Regions from separate parts of the Mus musculus genome. Here all the other regions are linked to region 2. A link is a loop called in an ENCODE intact Hi-C map of the cell type or tissue named here. Cell type or tissue: left cerebral cortex. All regions are shown on one strand. Each heading gives the region's core, and the rest is flanking DNA. Links, peaks and the distances in the headings are about the cores only.

Region 1 (3,495 bases), core at 641-3,140, 180 kb before region 2:
TGACCTGGGTGCTTTCTCATAGACAAGTTGTCTTGTTTTCATAAGCTTATACCTGTTGTCACAGTGCTCAAGACCCGAAGTATGAGATAAGTCTTATTCAAAGATCTTTCTCCAAATGTGAATTGTGTTACAATGTTCTTGTAAACTTGAAAGAAAATAATAGAAATCCCAGATCTGTCCCTCCATCTGGTGGGAGCTGTTTCCTTCGATTGTTAATAATACATAGCAGATAGATTATTAGCAATATTTTCTATTTTACTTAGCAGTTTCAATACGCCATGTGTTAGTGAATACAACATAGTAGAAACTGCTTTCAAAAAATATGCCAAAATGCATGCCAATTTGAGAGATGGCAGTACAAGGTCAGAAACAGTTGGAATTGTATCTGCCTCAAGGAGAAAATGAGATCTGAGGAATATAATTACCTGTTTCTATTTTCAAACATCTTTTTTTTTTCTGAAAAAGCAGAGACCCTCCATTTGCTGATTCCTTAATTCCAGTGATTTCTGTCAAGCCCAGGGACTGTGATGGGCACCCCATACCTCACTTCAACACTGACAAACAGTCATAATGTAAGACTCAGACACATTTATCTAATGACCAAGGCCTGCCCTTTGGGAAAATATATTTGAGAAATATTTATAGCCCTACTTTTTCAAACTATCTCTTCTGACATCTGCCTTGGTTCATGAAACTCTCAGAATTTACTAATTTGAGATGAGGTAGATCATCACTTGAACAAATGAATCCTCTTGGAGAAAAAGGTTAAGTGACATACAGCACTCCCCCTTCCCCTGTTTCTTCTAAGATCTTAACTTATGACCTTGCTGTGTGGTGTGGAGAGAAAACCTTGGTCACCTCAGATGGAAGAGGTTGGAATGTTTCAGGAGGAGGAGAGAGAATGCCAGCCCCAGTTTCTGCCTGTTACATAGACAATCACCTCTGACACACACAGCACGTAGCAGACCACAAAAGCCAACATCAGAATCTCTTTAAAATGAAGGTTATTGGCTAGACGTAGCCTAGAGTAGTGAGAACAAATGCTGTTGGAACTAGAAGTAAAGAAGCTACATATTGACTAAGCTTCAGATAATTCACGAGAAAAAATGCAAATTTGGAAAACATTTCTCAATTCCACTGCTCAGGAGACTATAACAAAATACTATAGTGGCAAACAATTCTGGACATTGAGGTATCTAAGGTCAAGTTAGCAGCAGATTTGGTGAATACCTTCTTTTCAATCTACACACCAATCTACACACGAGATGGTGAGAGAGAGAACTCCATCACCTGTGCTTACTAGAACACTTGTCCTGTCAACAAGAAACCTGGTATTGTACAGACTTCATCAAATATATCTCCCAAGGACTTCATCTGTAGATACTAACATTTTGGAGGTACTCAAATAATCAGTACAAATCAATTTACCATGGACTGATGGTCCTACAGAGAACATTCTGTGAACTGCTTGTACCAAATTATTTACCATATCCTTCCACTATAATTGGATTAACCAGTTGTCTGAACTCCACAGCTGAGTATTAATTAATTAACCTCAACTAATAAAGCAGTTTCTATGAGTTATATGAGCAGGCTGACTTTCTAGAAGTCTACTTTCATTGCAAAGGTATTTATTCTGTTAGCTGTATTAAATTCCTATAAAATAAATAAACACAAGGTATCATCTATTTTATAGCCTTCATATTAGAAAACGTCTCCCTTTATTTGCTCTGCAATTTTTACTATAATATTGAGTGAATTTCTTTTAAAAAGCTGCTGACACTTTAAATTAATTAATTAGCAAAAACATCATTTCTGTTTTTTGAAGATCAGAAACCTGATTTGTTTATATCCTCTTCAGACTGAAGTTGTCTTTATGGCTATATTTTTATAATCTAAAGGGCATGAGAAAGCATTGTTCTGTCCCAATTCTCCACTTCCCTCAAGATTTGCAGGGCAACAGGAGTCGGGTGAACTCCATTTGGCAACTTCCATTTTCCACGCAGCTTCTACTGTGTTCAAGTGAATGGTTGCTTAGCTGAGGTTGGCAGACCTCACAAAGATAGTTTCCTAAGCAGGGCTCAGAATCACATGGGAAAAACACTGAAGAGAGAATGGTGGATGGGCAGCAGTGGGTGCGGGGGGGCTCAGACTGGGCCTCCAGGTTCTGTTCCCAGGAAGTCTTCCCAACTTTGCCTTCAGTCAAATTCACAACGGAAAGAGAAGTAAATCCCAGAACCCACGCTTTCAGACATTTTTAAAGTCCAAGAATCTCACACATCACAAGGTTTACCTGTAAAAAGTCACACTGAGGCTCCCGCAGAGCCTGGCTTTTTTGACCTTTTGTTGGTCACAGAGCCACTTGGTGGAGGTGATTCTACAGGAATTTCCCTATATACCAGGCTTTATGTATCTAAAGCCAAAAACTATCACCACCCCAAACCATTTCTTTTCCTCATAGTTTCAGACTCCAACGAGGCCACACCTGCCTGTGAGCCTATGGGGGCCATTTTCATTCAGACCAACACACTTAGTGATACAGAATTCCTGCCTAGTATTTGTGAGGCATCCGGTTCAGTCCTCTGAAGCACACTCCCAGGGGAAAATCTTGGTAAATAATTGGCTTTCAAAGAACTCAATGGAAACTCATCACTTAAATATAAATTCCTAGACATCTTCCTCAACACCAACATCTGCTTTTCCTATTCACCCAAGATAGCTCCTGTTTATCAATGTGGTCTTTTGATGTGTTTTATTCCTCTTTTCTGCAAACCTATAGTTAAATCTAATTTCATAATCATCAAAGCCTATGATATTTTCATCTGTCTTATAAAAGTTTTATCTAAAGCATCTATGCAGTCTTATGTAGGCCTGAATAGTAACTTCTGTTTTGTCTGGAATAGATTATAGGTAGAATAATAAGTTTATTTTTTATTCTTACTCCTTATTTAAGGTTTATTTAAGGTTTATTCAGTAAAATATGCTTGTGCATAAAAATAATGAGAAATTGTAGCTACTAACCAGTCTTTATTTAAAAAACATAGTATGCTTAGACAAATATGACAATTGGAACTTTGAACACTACAGGTATATTTGATCATGACAAAGGGAGCTGTCATGTTTTGCATTAACATCTGGAACAGAAAGCTTTTGTGTTCCCACGGATTATGATCAATGTTTCTTTGTTGTTGTTACTGACTCCAGTTCTAACTTCTGCAAAGTTAAGAATGGAAGGTAGTATGGGAAGGTGAGCATGGGAGACCTTACTTGTCAGTCTTTCCAAGTCCTGTGACCCTAGATTTTTAAGATAAAGTCTCAGGGTATGTGTGAGCACACATTCCTAATAGGGATTCCTTCTCACTGCTGAAGGTTCAGCACCTGAGTCCCCCAGGCACCATTTTCTTTCGTCTAAGCACAGCTCCTCAGCTCTTTCTCCTTCAGTGGTCCAGGTCACCTAGTTCCCACTCTTGGTGCCCTATTGTTCATCCAGGTCTT
Region 2 (3,495 bases), core at 487-2,986:
GAAAATCAAGAAGAGGGAAGACCAATGGATGGATATTTCGTTCTTCCTTAGAATATGGAACAAAATACCCATGAAAGGAGTTACAGAGACAAAAGTTTTGAGCTAAAACGAAAGGATGGACTATCCAGAGACTACCCCACTCAGGGATCCATCCCATAATCAGCCACCAAACCCAGACACTATTGCATATGCCAGCAAGATTTTGCTGAAGGGACCCTGATATAGCTGTCTCCTATGAGGCTTTGCCAGTGCCTGGCAAATACAGAAGTGGATGCTCACAGTCATCTATAGGATGGAACACAGGGCCCCTAATGGAGAAGCTAGAGAAAGCACCCAAGGAGCTGAAGGGGTCTGCAACCCTATAGGTGGAACAACATTATGAACTAACCAGTACCCCCAGAGCCCTAGCTGCATATGTAGCAGAAGATGGCCTAGTCAGCCATCACTGGCAAGAGAGGCCCCTTGGTATTGCAAACTTTATATGCCCCAGTACAGGGGAATGCCAGGGCCAAGAAGTGTGAGTGGGTGGGTAGGGGAGCAGGGCGGGGGGAGGGTATAGGGAACTTTCGGGATAGCATTTGAAATTTGAAATGTATATAAAGAAAATATCTAATTAAATAAAAATACCAGGGCAATTCAAACCCTCCAGAGATCCGTGATGTCTTGCCAGTTAACTCTCACGGAGCTTGCTAAAGGGGAGATCTTGAAAGAGAATGATTATGCTACCCCTGCACAATGCACCATCCTGCTTAACCCTCTGCCTTGGGTTTCGCTCTCTTCCCATTTGTTAGCATAGATAATTTTCTGAAACTCATCAGAAAAGTTGGCTGTAAACCTCCTGCACATGCTCAAAACAGTATGGACTGCTTATGAAGTCCATGCCTTAAAGTCTGTGATGTAAAGTCCTTGGCTGTGTTGATATTACAGCCTGGGGTTACTCATCTCTTTTGTAATTAGCCTCCAGCAGTGGATTTGCAAATTCTTCAAGTTATTCCTGAACAGTGGGAACAATACAGACTTGAAAGAAAGACAACCAGCACACGATGAAGCTGATAATAGTAGAAGAACGGGATCCTCTTGAAGGCATCAAGTACCTTCTCAAGACCACCAGAAAGGAGGAAGCTTTGTTTCCTACCCCTTTAAGCCTTCAGAGTGTCTCCCTGACAAAGCTGAAGAGGGTCGAAAATTTTAATTACAGGTTTCCTTTAATTACAGGCTCCTTTGCCATGTTTACCAAACAGCTAGAAGTCCTGAGGGTGGAGTTAGGCTCTTTAAAGTCATGTTTTAATCTCCTTTGTAATTGCAATTTGATTGCTGGTGTAAATTACGTAGTAGGCTTGCCACCTTCAGTGCCAGCCGTTTCCCAGAGTGGATAATTTTGAATTGAACGGCTGATATCCATCCAAAAGTTTCCCAGAATGTTTCACGGACTCCTTGAATTATTCATTAAACAGAATTCTTTAAAAAGAAGGCAAGAGGTTCCTTTGATGTCAGCTGGGGCTTTTCATCATATTATGGACTATTAGTTTCTAGACTCTTTTAGAGGTGGTTTCTTGAAACCAATGTTCAATTCAGGACTTATCACCTCCAACCTTTATATTTTATTTTAACAGCATCATATGTCACCCTGAATGGGGCAGTTTCTGGCAGAAACCTGGTGTTTAATTTCTAAGGAGGAGGCAGGAATAGAGAAAGAACAGTTAGTCGCAAACACGCCACCTGCTGCTCAAACTGTGTACATACAATAGAAATTTCATCTTCACAGAGCAAGCCAATAGGGAGCTGTGGTGTCTGGGAATCCATTCATCACATCGGGGCCCCTGATGACTTGAAATTTTTGACTATAATTACTTACTAGGGCCAATCTTTGCTTGGTATTTTTGAGTCTGAGCTGTGTCCAATCCAAATGTCACTTTATAGATTATTAAGCAAAACAACCCCTACCTTTATTTAAAAGGAAGAAAGATTGGCCAAGTTTCCACCATGACGTCAAAATATAAATTTTTAAGGAGTTTACATCATAGGCAATATTATATTGCCATTCTTTGGGTTTTTTTTCTGCACACTAAGCACTTTGAAATCTGTCAAAGGTTATGCCTTTTCTGTGCCCATCTGAATTGACATTACCCATTAGGGGAACTTTATCATCTGATTCAGTCATTTCTGACAGTAAAAACAAAAACAAAAACAAAAACAAAAACAAAAACAAACAAAAAAAAAAAAACCTGTGCATAATGAAGCCAGAACACACAAGAATTTGGGCTGTCCCAAGCAAGCAAACCTGGAAAAAAATCTTCTCCTGAACACTCTACATCTACTGCTAACTCATGATTCAGAATAACATACAAAAAAGAAAATGACCCAGCATAGTGAAAAGATGCCAAACTGAAGAAAGAGAGAGAGAGAGAGAGAGAGAGAGAGAGAGAGAGAGAGAGAGAAGGAAGGAAGGAAGGAAGGAAGGAAGGAAGGAAGGAAGGAAGGAAGGAAGGAAGGAAGGAAGGGAGATTGTTTTTCACCACAAAGTGGGACTATTCCATCACTCTGCATTCTGCATATCTGTTAGGTCAAAAAAAAAAAAAAAAAAAAAAAAAAAAAAAAAAAAAAAAAAAAAAAAAGGCCTTAATGAAGACCAGATAGAGCTTCATAATTTTCTAGAGGAGATGACACCCCTATCAAGAAGGATACATTGTTTTACAGAGAAAGTGTCATTTGAAAAAATGTAAGATTTTAGAACTGGGCACACCAGCAAGGCAAAACATGAGTAGTTAAATGAGCCAGAACCAAGAAAAATGTAGCAGTGTCCACCTCCATCATCGCCTCTCAGCAAACACTTCGTGAAACTTGCTAAGCATCAAGTTACTGTTGGTACAGTCATGGTTAAAGAGACATCAAATCATGCCTTTGTCAAGATTTGACATCCTGGGAATACTGTGAAGATGACTCAGTGAATGGGCCTCATACTGCACAAGCTTGGTTGGGAGTTCAGATCCCAGAACCCTGTAAAATGTCCAGAAGAATGGTGGTGGCTCACCCTCTTTAGGATTTCCAGAGCAAGCAGGCCAGAGAGACAACCCATAATGGGCAGAATATGAATTTCACTGGGAGACCCTGTTTCAATGAATACAGTAAAAGACTGATGGAAGAGATCCCTGACATCAGCTGGGGCCTTGACATGTACCTCCAATGCTTACACCACACATGCATACCACAGGCATGAAAACAGAAGAAAAGAAAAATAAGTTACTGTAAGTAGTATTTAGGTCTCTCCTGCAGAGATCATGCCAAATTAGATATACGTGTAGAAATCACTGGCATATTTAAGCTGACAGGGAAAGAAAAAGGAAGGCTCACTTCAGGAAAAATCAAGAAAGAGAAGAGGAAATGGTTCAGAAGATCTGACACAGTGGCACACATCTGTAATCCCAGGGGAGGCTACAGTCAAAGGCCTTGTCAAACAAATAAGGCACATGAACTTGAGACACTCCTGTAGGTAAA
Region 3 (3,495 bases), core at 630-3,129, 160 kb before region 2:
ACCCAGTACAGCCTGCACAACTCTGGTGTAAACAGATGAAGGTTACATTTGGCTGAGAAGCCCAAGGGGGTGATTCACCAATACAACTACAAGATTCAAATGCATACTCATCTTCTCTTAACACACTGTGCTAGTAAACCAAAGCCATGCATCGCATCAATTTCAATCTGACTTTAACCTTCTATAACAGAGGAGCGGTAACAGCATGCTCTTGGGAAAGTCTAGGTACCTTCATTTATACAACAGCAAGCAATTTCACTACAAATTTGAAGTTTTCTTGCTTCTTTTGTTGCAGTTGTCTGGGATGATCGGCTAAAGCTAATTGAAGTTCTAGAACATGAAGGTTTTCCGTCAGGCATTACTATTGATTTGTGGTAACTGTGAAAGTATGCTTAGAAGAAGGCATTTGTCATTAGTCAAACTTTACCTAATATGTGAGGAAATATATTGTGCTTTAGTTCTATTTGCTTCTACTATTGCCAAACAATGCGTTTGAGAAACATGGTGAAGTAGGTGAGTACCATACTTAGCACTAGAAAAAACATGCTATGAATCCCATAGCAACCTCTTACAAGGTAGAGCATCTTAGAAGATGTAAAAGGTTTCTCTATTCTTCCTCACAATTTTGCTCAGATCATGGAAAGTAACAGCTATAAAAGTGCCCAGTAGGGTTTGGCACTTGGTAGGTCTTCATTAAATTTTAACTAAGGCAACCTACTAAGGCTAAAAAGAATCTCCACATATAGTGTTCACAGCTATATTTGCCTATGTGCTAACCACAACAATATCTTCCAATCAGCCATATCAATTTACCCCTCTTTTTATAATACATATGGATGTTAATTAAATGCCCCTTCACTCAATGCTTTCTACTTATCCTTACAGAATTTGAGGTTATACTGTGAATTGTCCACTCTTCTTTGTATATCATCTCATGTATTTTTGTGCTTGTGAAAACTACATGTGTGATCTGAAAATTATGGAAATGAGAATTTCATATTAATTATTTCTTGGCATGGAAAAGCAAAACAATGCAGAGACTTTTCTGGGTGTCTTCATGCTGAATGCTGTAACTTTAATAACTTCTGCACTGCAGAGATTACAAAACTGATGCATATTTTTAAATGTTAACTCAAAGTGTCAGACGTTTGCTTATATTCGGCAAAATCTTAGGAACAAATTTTATGTCTACATGGCAATGTGGGCTGGTAGACATATTTTCTGTCATTCACATTTTATGAATACTCTTACCCTCTAATCATTTTAATCTACATTATATTGTAATCTTAGTTTCTTGGAGTCTTGAAGTTAGAAATAAGAACTTGATGTTAATGTTAATTACAGGAACAAGTTGAAATGTATTTTAACAAAAGGATGAGATACTGAAAGTCAAATAATCCCTGAGAGGTTTTTCAGCTTCACTTAATATGCAAAAGAAGCTAGGGTGAAATTTGGGGACTTAATAACCCATTTTTTAGAGAAAGAAAAGAATCTTGCCTCCAACACCATGAAAAATCTGATCTGATTAGGTTCTTTTTTCTCTAGGAGATTCCTTGGCCCTTGAGGTAAATGAAAAGTATTTCAAGAGATCATTTTGCCATCTACAGCCAAAATATGACTCCGCTAAGCACCATCTCTGTCTGCCTTATTGTGCTTAACCCTACAAAAACTAAAAATCCTTATAGTCTTAATATGTTCAGTTACAGATGGTTGTGGATTATCTTTAATGTCATCTCATGTTTGTTAAGTGAAAGACTTTGCATTAGGACATGGATGCCCCTTTCCAGGGGTCACCTGGACCACAGTTGCTTCTTTGGAACCAGATGGGGTTTTCGTTTTCATTCACATGCAACAGTTAGCTCTTCAAGTGCTAACATTTCTTTTCTCTCCAAGTCAACTGTGCTGTTCAAACCAGCTGTGGTCCTTTTCATGAGTAAGAAAAGAAAATTCGACTTGTTTACAAAAGACATAATACTCAAAAGGTAGACTGGGAAACTGCTGTGCTTAATGTTTATTTTATCAGGTAGACTGGAAGGCTGATTGGGGGATCCAGGCCCAGCTGAGCACCCTTATGCCCATTTCTACCTTCTCCTGGCAAGTTCTTCAGTTAGTGAATTTCTTGCCAAAATCCACATCAGATATTTTGTTGTATAACTTAAGTACCCAGAATAAATCTTTGACGCTAAGGTTGTCATAGGAGACTATGAAATAATATGAGTGGGAACATTTATATAAAGCATATTTTTTCCGGAAGTTTGATCTCATTTTCAAGCTCAGTGCCTCTGACGGGAAGAAGGCAGCAGGAAGCAACTTATCAAATCAAAGGCTTGTAGATCATCTCTATTGAAAATGTCAAAATCCCTCAAAATTATTTTGTAAAATGAATGATGTTCCACCTATGCCATGGAACTAACTGCCATGCTTGCACATCTGACCTAAATCGTAGATCTGCCTGATTGCCCCAGATTGTTACAGAATTAAGGGCAAAAAATAGTAGATGATTCAACTAGGTGCCTGCAGCACAGTAAGGGGGAATACCTGTGGCTTAACATAGGCAATATTGCGTGTTTATTATTTTGCCTTTTTTTAAGACATACCAGAGCATATAACAACAACAATCTCAGCTTGGCCTATAGGATTTTCATTAGCCTGCTACCTGTCTTATGTTTATTTTTGTCAAATAGAGATAAAATATTTCAATAAGCATTAACCAGAGATTTAACTCTGGTTACATTATTACTCTACATGATCAAGCTTTGGTAGAGACATGGGATAATACTTCAGGAACTCTTGATGAGAGCCAGCATTCAAATGGCATTAGTCTGCTCTGAGAAAGGTCTTTCATGAAGTAGGGATGCATGTCAGAGGTAAAATGTGGGTGGTAGAGTACCCTCATAGAGGCAGGGAGAGGGAGGAGGGGAAGGGGACTTGTGGTGGGGGGGGGGACTGGGAAGGGGGATAATATTAGAAACATAAATAAATAAAATAACCAGGAAAAGAAGAGAAAAGAGAGAGGAGAGGAGAGGAGAGGAGAGGAGAGGAGAGGAGAGGAGAGGGGAGGGGAGGGGAGGGGAGGGGAGGGGAGGGGAGAGGAAGGGAGGGGAGGGGAGGGGAGGGGAGGGGAGGGGAGGGGAGGGGAGGAGAAACAACCTGTCTCATGCTCAGGCCTTGAGTCAGCAATTTCTCCTGTAATCTAACCACAGTTTCCAGTTTACTCACTCCTACCCTACTTCCAGAAAACTTTTGAGGATTTTTCCCTGGCTTCTCATATGGTCTCTTCTTCAGAGATACCAGTTGGAGCACAGAGACATGCAGCCTGTAAATACCAAGTAGTATTTCTTTCAGGTTGCAAGCTCTAACAAAGACTTCACTCTCAAAACCCACCCTACTGAACCCAAGTCTGTGAAGCACTTTCACTCAGTCAATGAACAACAGGCTCTTTAAGCAGACACTGGAGGGAGCCAAACTGTTGGCTTGAAAAGAAATTGGGGTAGC
Region 4 (3,495 bases), core at 590-3,089, 180 kb before region 2:
ATCAGAAACACAGTTAGTCTTGGATTATCCAGTTTTGTAAGATACATAGCAATAATAGCATACAACTTTCTCAGGAATATGCTCATCTTTTTGAGCTTGAAATTCATTTTCAAATTAGTGATCCCTACTTCATGTCCATTCTTGTAAACATAAATCACAAAATGAGCCCTGGCTCTTTGCAGGGTTTGGCGAGTACCTAGCAAGGTGTGGCCTATCAGCCTAAGAATGAAGTATTTTGATTTGTTTTCTGTACTCAACATTATCTCAAGAACCCACTCAAAAAGGGGAAAAATATCTCATTTTTTGATTAAAAAGAGGAGGGAACTTCTTCAGTATAGAATACGGCCAGAGGTGCAGGGTGATAGTCTTCTTCTTCAGACCAGTTCCTCAAGGGTCTGCTGTTCACACACAGTGCTCTCTCTTTGCTGTTTTATGCTGAGTTGATTGTTCATTCTTTGGAAACTGTGCTAAATGTATCCAATCTACATTAGACAGATTTGCTGAAATTGCTTTCAAGAAGCAGAGTAAAATGAGAAAAGATTATTTATCCAGCCTAAGCACACAAAATGAGTACAATCATAGTAACAACGGAGACCACACAAACCATTAGTCATCCTCCTCCTGCCATCTCTGATGCTGCCTGGGTCCCTACAGCATTACTGTATTTTGGAGTGCATTAGTCCAGTGTATTTCTTAACAGGTCATGTGATGACTTCTTCCAGAGTTTTTGAAAAACTATTATGTAGTGTAATGGTTCTCTCTATTAAGAATTTTTTAATTCAGCTTATTTCATGACTCTAATTTATCTTATTGCTAACTCCTTATCATTTACTCCTCTGGGCTATTCCATCCTCTTGTATGATTTAAGATCCTCATCCAACATTTATACAGGTCATGTAAAATACATAATAACACAAGAAAACACGTGGGTGCCAGTTCTATATCCACCTCTTGCCTCAACAGTATATGTTTTAGGACATTTATGTGTTTGTGTGTGGCTATACGTCCTAATAATTTATCTGGTTCATGTAAGAGATGGGAAATTGTCTTCCTTGACATTAGTGGCCTATGTGACTATCCAGAAGATACTTTCTATGCAATGTTCTGGGTGGCTGCACATTTATGAGATATTTTCATTGCAAATTTGTTGCCAATAGAGCCCTGTCACCACCCACACTACAAGGGACTTTTGTGACATGCTGGTCTGATGCTCCAATGAGCCCCAAAAGCTGTTGTCATGTAAATCCCACTGCTGACATGAAAGTGATTTCCTTAATTAATAGAATGTGCTAAGAATGTAAAAGTGTAAGTTAGTTAGCTGTGTGTAAACATGGAGCAGTAGTTTTGTGAGAGTTTTCAGTGGCCACTTCATACTGATACAAACTGAAAAAGCCAGAATTAAGAACACATTATTCAATGTTCTGTATCATGAAAAGTAAGCTCCCATCATGCATATACCAACACAAAATATATTTAGGCTTATATGGAAGAACCATATGTGAAGGTTACTTTTAAAATAAGAAGCCTGAAATAACCACAAGGGGGAAAAGCAGGCTTTTATTTTGTTCACTTAAAATCTGGCTGCAACACAACCATGTGTAGGCTTCCTTAAGATTCTTTAGCAAATATCTTGGTAGCCTCAGTCTCCCACTCAATTGTTTCTCCCTATGCCAGGCACTGAAATGCAAGCTTTTACTAGACAGTCTAGGAGCAAATGACTAGGAACTACCTTCCAAGGTACACTTGGCAAATCTAGAAAGAGCCAAAAGCAGGTGCTCAGCTGTCTTTATACCTTGTTGGGCATTAGACTATTCACAAAAAACATCTGTGTGGATTTAGGAAACTAAAGGGAGAGGGGCCATTACAAAACTAACTGTTTTTATGGGAATTGAGTTGGGCTGCATGGAGCAAACAAATGTTAAGTCAGTCTTCTCCCATCTGAGGTCCTAAAGTGTTTTTATAGTGCATTCATCACACAGTGCTGAGTATCCTCAGAATGATTTTCCTTAGAAACAAAGGGAAAATCAATTTTCTTGGTAGAGGAAAAGTAGGCCATTAATATATTTGCGATTTCACCTTGGAACCAGAGAAGCATTCTAAGAAGTGATGCTCTACATAGACTCTCTCTTCCTATCAGATTAGCAGTCCTGCTTCAGAACTTGAAAAGTACACACAGTACTTTAAAACACACACACAGATCCACTTAGAAAAAATCCATATAAAGTCTATACAAACTCTACACCAAGATATCATGTTTCAGAACAAAGCCACATATGTAGATGATAGCTCCACAGAAAGCATAAGAGGTTCTCCGGTTTAGTTTGTTAGAGTGCACTTTTATTTTCTAGTCAGAGTGCACTGCTCTTTCTACCAAAAATCACTTGGACAAACATAGACACTAATCAAACATATAGCAATTTTCAAAATCTAGATGTGCAGTTTTCAAAAACTTACAGCCAATACATAACAACATAGACATTCTAACACGATAACAATTTCGAGACCAGTGTTGAGTTTTACAGGATGTGGAGTCATTTCTGTTGAAGCTCTCAAGAAAAACAATAAAACCAGAAAAGTCAGCTCTTAGCAAAACAACTGATGGGAAGATATTTATTAGCTCCCGAACAAAATAAGATTTGGGGTATATAGTGAGGACACAGAGTGACAAAATACATCCAGAAACTTTGCAAGCATATGAAAAGTTAAAACTATTCAAAAAAATTTAATTTGTAATTCTCCATTAGAAAACACTACAGAGCTAAGAAGATAATTGGTCCATAAAATCACTTGCTGCTTAAGCATGAGGACCTGAGTTCCACTCCCAGGACTCACATAGCAGCAGACATGACAGCGTGCACCTGTTATCCCAAGCTGAGAAGGGCGAGGTAGGATGATCCCTTGCACTTACTGACCAGTCAGTGTTAGCAAGTAAGTGTTCAGTGACAGCCTGTTTCAAAAAAAATAAGGCTGAAAAAACTTAAGGAAGGCCAGACAGAGATCTCTGGCCTTTATACATGTATGCATGTACACACACACACACAGAAAGAAAGAAAGAGAGAGAGAGAGAAATTCACACCAGCATGTACATGTGCACACATAGTCACAATCACACATGCATACAAGCACACAGAGAAAAAGTAAAAAGGAGTTATCAAAATTATCATGCAAGCTAAAAACTGGCCTCCTTTATTTAACATGTTCATTTGGATATAAGACATGCCTGTGCACAGACATTCTTTGTCTCTCTGTCTTGGCATCTTTCTCTCTCTGTCTCTCTGTCTCTGTCTTGACCTCTCTCATACACACACACACACACACACACACACACACACACACACACACATACACACAGGCTCTATAGAAGTACTGTGCTAGATTCTGTAGAAAGACAAAACTACTGATATGTTCTAATAGTAGATCATTATTAACCAGTTGTCCTGTGGCTATAACATAGCAAGGACCATCTGCTTTATTGTTACAAGAATTCAATGAGTC

What was found. Hi-C counts contacts between places; a loop is a spot of excess contacts. Peaks named below come from ENCODE experiments on the same cell type or tissue, not always from the same donor. Only the 100,000 strongest peaks of a DNase experiment are listed, where the experiment ranks them.
Region 1: a loop joins it to region 2, with 5 times the contacts of the local background. A loop is called at or near these places in 9 of 42 quality-filtered maps.
Region 3: it touches region 2 in a loop (4-fold over the local background); 8 of 42 quality-filtered maps call a loop at or near these places.
Region 4: it touches region 2 in a loop (2.8-fold over the local background); 2 of 42 quality-filtered maps call a loop at or near these places.

What each region holds. Positions count from the first base shown.
Region 1 is chr5:9,715,072-9,718,566 of GRCm38, reverse strand. The region is part of intron 1 of Grm3 (glutamate receptor, metabotropic 3); the gene reads left to right. Among named protein-coding and RNA genes, the nearest start is that of Grm3, 8.5 kb to the left of the region's middle. In left cerebral cortex, for the core only: no CTCF peak of the experiment used is centred there; a DNase peak (open chromatin) is centred at 2,083.
Region 2 is chr5:9,539,214-9,542,708 of GRCm38, reverse strand. The region is part of intron 3 of Grm3 (glutamate receptor, metabotropic 3); the gene reads left to right. Among named protein-coding and RNA genes, the nearest start is that of Mir879, 170 kb to the right of the region's middle. In left cerebral cortex, for the core only: a CTCF peak has its summit at 1,733; DNase peaks (open chromatin) are centred at 1,036, 1,422 and 1,671; H3K27ac peaks cover 917 bases.
Region 3 is chr5:9,703,793-9,707,287 of GRCm38, reverse strand. All of the region lies in intron 1 of Grm3 (glutamate receptor, metabotropic 3), which reads left to right. Among named protein-coding and RNA genes, the nearest start is that of Grm3, 20 kb to the left of the region's middle. In left cerebral cortex, for the core only: no CTCF peak of the experiment used is centred there; a DNase peak (open chromatin) is centred at 2,145; H3K27ac peaks cover 2,276 bases.
Region 4 is chr5:9,719,431-9,722,925 of GRCm38, reverse strand. The region is part of intron 1 of Grm3 (glutamate receptor, metabotropic 3); the gene reads left to right. Among named protein-coding and RNA genes, the nearest start is that of Grm3, 4.2 kb to the left of the region's middle. In left cerebral cortex, for the core only: a CTCF peak has its summit at 1,535 (motif pointing right); DNase peaks (open chromatin) are centred at 1,216 and 1,586; H3K4me3 peaks cover 828 bases; H3K27ac peaks cover 1,503 bases.